Regions from separate parts of the Homo sapiens genome. Here region 2 is linked to region 1. Evidence: chromatin contacts called from ENCODE Hi-C or POLR2A ChIA-PET data. All regions are on one chromosome and are shown on one strand. Each heading gives the region's core, a stretch centred on a gene start or an enhancer-like site at or near the end of the contact. The rest is flanking DNA. Distances are from core to core; before and after follow the strand shown. Region 1 holds the start of ATAD1 (ATPase family AAA domain containing 1). Region 2 overlaps PTEN (phosphatase and tensin homolog).

The links. A loop is a pair of places that touch in the nucleus more often than their neighbours do. ChIA-PET counts read pairs that join two places held with the same protein, here RNA polymerase II (POLR2A). Pooled maps may share reads with other maps.
Region 2: a loop to region 1 is called in a pooled map, with 5 times the contacts of the local background. The contact joins the enhancer-like site here to the promoter of ATAD1 in region 1. A Hi-C loop is called at or near these places in 2 of 37 single-sample maps with no recorded cell type and 6 of 50 pooled maps. POLR2A ChIA-PET finds 5 or more read pairs at or near these places in 3 of 52 experiments (AG04450, H1 and activated naive CD4-positive, alpha-beta T cell).

The regions. Positions count from the first base shown.
Region 1 is chr10:87,816,969-87,819,495 of GRCh38, forward strand. ATAD1 (ATPase family AAA domain containing 1) reads right to left here and starts at 1,258. Exons shown (of 10, transcript NM_001321967.2): 1 at 1,199-1,258. It also overlaps the pseudogene CFL1P1. RefSeq lists a silencer at 1,356-1,405.
Region 2 is chr10:87,914,951-87,917,477 of GRCh38, forward strand. The region is part of intron 2 of PTEN (phosphatase and tensin homolog); the gene reads left to right. Among named protein-coding and RNA genes, the nearest start is that of PTEN, 53 kb to the left of the region's middle. Within about 2 kb of position 1,269, at least 3 of the 41 ENCODE cell types and tissues checked have a DNase peak (open chromatin) inside an H3K27ac peak, as active enhancers do.

The DNA of each region.
Region 1 (2,527 bases), core at 8-2,507:
TCCCAGTCATCAAGATAGTAACAACTTTTAATCCCATAAAAGGTCAACACACAAAACCCGTTTATATCCTTCCCAATTCTGAAATTTTTAATGTAATAAAGACTTAGGTCTACTAAGGCCACTTGTAAAATAGTAGTCTACCTTTTTAAATTACTTCAAAATCCTTCAATGAAACTGAAACTTGTTTTGTAGACTGTAACTATATATACTTTATTGTACACTCATGTATCATTCATTTGGTATTGATATACCTAAAATGTAAGGCTGTTACAGCAGCAATACCATCACCAGCGAACATACAATAAAAGCTGCATGCGCATACAACAGCAGGGAGCGTATTTCAATCCTGTATAAACATTAGGTTCAACAAAATGAATACACAAATATGTACATATACGATGATAGTGCTGTATGCAACTAAGAAACATCCTAAAACACTATAACCTAGAGTTATTTGTTAGGCAAATATGGTATCAGGTCGTTTCATTTTAAGTTCTCCATTTCCGAGTGGAAAACCGTGAAATCGTACTACCTCATCTATGAGCAATTTATTGACATGTATAGCATTCATAGCATAGCATTCACTGTAGTATTTCTCTCCTAATTCATTGCAGTATTTCACAAATCGTTTCTCAAACTCAAAAGTCCCAGTTTTGCAGGCATAAAGGCCCTACGAATACAGCCTATGACAATGAAGGCCTGCCAATCTTCACAAAGAGGGCAGGTTATTATTAACATCACCATCTTTTGTGAAAGCGTGCCCGGCCCTGAAGAACCACCTTCGATTTTGCACAAGGTGGTGGCCGCGCCTGTGCGACAATCAGACCTGGTTCATTCCAGCCGCCTTCGTCTAGGTTCGCCTGGTTCTGAAGTCTTCCGGGACGACCTCAAACCCCCACAGTGACCAGGATGCCGACAAAGATTCCCTCGGGAATGGCACGAGTCTTGGGGAAGAGCTAAGCAGACCCTAAGGGCCCAGGCCGGGCCGGACGCCAAGGCGAGGCCCGGGACGCCCTTGGAGGTTAATCCTCTAGATACTAAGGGCTGCGGGGCGCTTGGGGGCGGCACTGAGGTAGGGCGTGGGAGAAGACCGGGGTGACCTTTCCTCCGGGGGTTCCCAGGTCCGAGACGGTCCTTAAAGGACCTCAGAAGGATACGACAACCATCCCATGAGGCCCCACGGGAACCAGCTACTCACCCAGGGGCAGAAACAGCAAGAGCAAGTGCCCTCAGCCGGCCTCACACAGGAAGGAAACGCAACCTGGGAGAGAACGCTTCCGGCGGGAGGCGCGGCGCACTCCCTCCCACGGAGCATGCGCGACCCGCGGTCGCCGGCGCGGAGGGGGCGTGCTCCCAGGCTTAGAAACAGTGAGGGAGAGCAAATTCGCGCACCTGATGTCTGCTTAAGCTACCTGCTAGACTGAGACTTTCTGCGAAGCCGGCGTGTCTGCGAGCAGCACTCGCTAAGGCTCTGCGTTTAACAGACACTACCTTTGGGAAGGCGCTTATCACAAAAAGTCCCTGCCCTTCTCGCGGGCTCGGGGCGCAACCCTGACAAATCGGGCAGCCTTCTTGAGAGTGCAGAAATGCTCTGCGTACCCAGCAAATACATTCTCTCCTTCCCACCACTCTGTGCAAACCCTCACGCCGCGGCTTTGTGTCTGTACTTTAGCCAAAACGCAGAAGCTTATGGCCACCCTCCACTCCTCACCCCTCATCCCTCACCACCTGCCTTTCAATTCTCGGGTGAGCTCACCCTTCTCCCCCATCTCTGTGCTGACAAACACCTCGGGGTGGCGCCTGACAATCTTTCCGCGAAAAGATTTAGCAGCCCACGCCACCAGACTCGGTAGTTAGGACGGAATAGGGCATCTGGTAACAGATTTTGCATTTTGGTGATTTCCCTTTTTCTTTCACCCCTTTTCCTTTCCAGAACGAGCGACGTGACACAAGAGGTCCCAAGGGAGCAAACCTGAAAGCCAGAGCCTCCTGAATACACAAACTGCCGGTGGGCCAGATGACATTAGACACTCCTGAGATACGAGAAGCATCACTTCCTTCAGACAGAGTCGGTGAGACTATGATGTAATGAGAGTTCTCCCTGTGTTCCTCAGGAAGGCAGCTTGTGCCTTTCTACTTGAGGCATCATCTTTGATGGCTAAAGAATTCTGCAGCTTGGCCAGCGCGGTGGCTTACGCCTGTAATCCCAACACTTTGGGAGGCCGAAGCGAGAGGATCACTTGAGGTCAGGAATTCGAGACCAGCCTGGACAACATAATGAGAAATCGTCTCTACAAAAAAAAAAAAAAAAAAAAAAAAAAAACCACCTAAAAATTAGCTGGATTTGGTGGCGCATGTCTGTAGTCCCAGCTACTTGGGAGGCTGAGGTGGGAGAATCGCTTGAGCGTGGGAGATCACGGCTGCAGTGATCAAGCCACTCCACTCCAGCCTGGGCGACAGAGCAAGCCCCTGTCTCAATAATAATAACAATTTTGCAGCCTGATTGTTAACGAATGTTACTAGTTAC
Region 2 (2,527 bases), core at 19-2,518, 98 kb after region 1:
GCATGACCTCGGCTCACTGCAACCTCTGCCTCCCGGGTTCAGGCAATTCTCCTGCCTCAGCTTCCCAAGTAGCTGGAATTACAGGCGTGCACCACCATGCCTGGCTAATTTTTTGTATTTTTAGTAGAGACAGGGTTTCACCATGTTGGCCAGGCTAGTCTCGAACTCCTGACCTCAGGTGATCAACCCGCCTCAGCCTCCCAAAGTGCTAGGATTACAGGTGTGAGCCACTGCACCCAGCTCTTAGACAAATTTTTTATTCCAAACTTTTTTTATTTTATCATTTGAAAGGTATATGTTTATTATTTTGTCAAAAATAATTTTAAAACGTATTCTTGAAGCTTATTTAGATCTGTTTCATAGGAACTGTGAAGAAAGTAAAGAATTTAAAAAATGAAGACAGATTTTCTCACCCTGCTTATGGGTGCTTCTCGTGCTAGCCTTTTGCAAGTGTCGGGAAGTGTAACCTGCAGGAGGCATCAGGGCTTTGGGCCTGCATGGTCTGAGTGCTGCCCTGTGAGTTTCAGAAGGCGCAGCAACCTGTATACCTGAAAGCCATCTCTGCTGGGGCAGGTACCTAGTGTCCCCACCTACCTGGGTCGTAGTCAGGCCCTGGGCAAGCCTGCTATGCTTTTCCTTCCCTAATCCCTCAGGGGTGGGATAGAGAGCACAGTGGCCTCCCAGGGAGGTAGAAGCTGCTCCAGACTAACAATCAGAGCTGCCAGTTCTTAATCCCCAAGACCGCCAGACTTCACAAAGACATACCGAGGTCTGTGCTGTCAGTGCCCCACTACTACACTCCCTTAAGTAGCCCCACATTCTTGTGCTTGTTTCTTTTTTCTGCTCTCTTTCCTTGCCCAGGTAAGAGGTCTGCCCATAAGGGATATTTTGCAGCATGTGAAGCTTTTTAAAAAGTTAGGCTTATTGAAGTATAATTTACACACAAAGTACAAAAAAAAAAAGACTGTGTTCTCAAATCTGTGAGTCATTAATGGGTTTAGATGTTTATATATTGAAATTATTGGAAGTAAGGTATGTTTATATTAGAAAGATTTGTAGTCTAGATTATCCAAGTTTTGGGAGTATTACCTCTCTGCTTTTGTTTATCTACTTTTTTAGTCTCTACTTTCCAAGTATCTATAGGCAAATTTTCCCATTTCCCTTTGGAAAGTGCTGTTTTCTTGCTTTTTTTCCGCCTTTCCATTGTGTCAGACTTATAAGGCAATCAGCCAACTGTGGGCATGAAATCCTTGGGAGGAAAGAGAAGGAAGTGGGAGGGGCAGCCATGGTGAATGTTTCCCTAAGTTATAGTCAAGTTCTTTGAGAGAACATAACCTCATCCCCTTTTTAAACTGTTGTAATACTTTCTTTTAAATAGATTGTTTATTCTCCTGCAAGTCTCACAGTTGTTCACAGTGGTAGGTAAGAAATCATAAAGTTCAAATATTAAAGGGAGCTCACAAAAGAGCATGGTTTCACCAGCCCTCACTAAAAACAAAATTATGGGAAAATGCTGTAAAAGAAACCAGAATTCTTGGTTGCAAATGATAGAAAGTGACTCTGATTTACCTAATCAGAAAGGAATTTTTAAAAAAGTATTAGGTAGGTCATAGTTTGACAACAAGACTTGGAAGATAGGTGGAAGCTAAGGGAAGCAAGACATGGCCCCAAGGTTTCAACAGGAGCAATCTGCTTAGGACTTTGCTGCTTGGACACTTGGTGTAATAGCTGCTGCCACTATGCCTCGAAACTGGTGACTCTGCTCATTAACTCACCTCCTCTGGTGATCTCTAGGAATAATCTCTGACTCTCCTGTACCTTGTCCTCACTAGGATTCGGTATCCACGGCAAAAAGATCTATTAATAGTTGGTATCAGGCCTGTACATGTGTTAAGAGAAAGATGAGGAAAGAAGTATCTGCTTCTAATCTCTTGAAATTATCTCCAAATTGAAATGGTATTTTGGTTGCCTAACAGCCTGAAGATGACAAATATCCCCTACAAATTTCTCCTATTTTACCCTCTTCCTAACTATATCTGTAATTTAAAGTTTCACATATTCTTTTGAAAATTGTTTTCATTGTTTACCCACTTTTTAAGAAAAGCAAATGGGAACATACTACCACTGTTTGGCCCCTTTCAAAAATTTTATATCTGAGGAATCTTCCATATTGTTGTGGACATCTACCTACCTGATTCTTTTATTAACTACCTTTTATTTCATTTTATGATCATGCTATCATTAATAGGCCCCTATGATGAATATATAAGTTGTTTCCAGTTTTTTTTTTGTCATTGAGAACAGTTCACATATGTATCTTGTTGTCTTTTCCAAGTATATCTTTAAGGCAAATTCTTAGCAGTGGAGTTGCTAGGTCCATTGCGTCTATGGTTTAAACTAGTGCCTTCAAAAATGGTATTTTATATACTCACTGTTTAAGAGTGCTTCTTCCTTCTATCCCCACTAACTTTGGCAAACTGAATAGTTTCAAACTTTAACTTTTTATAGCTTGTTGGCAAAAAATGGT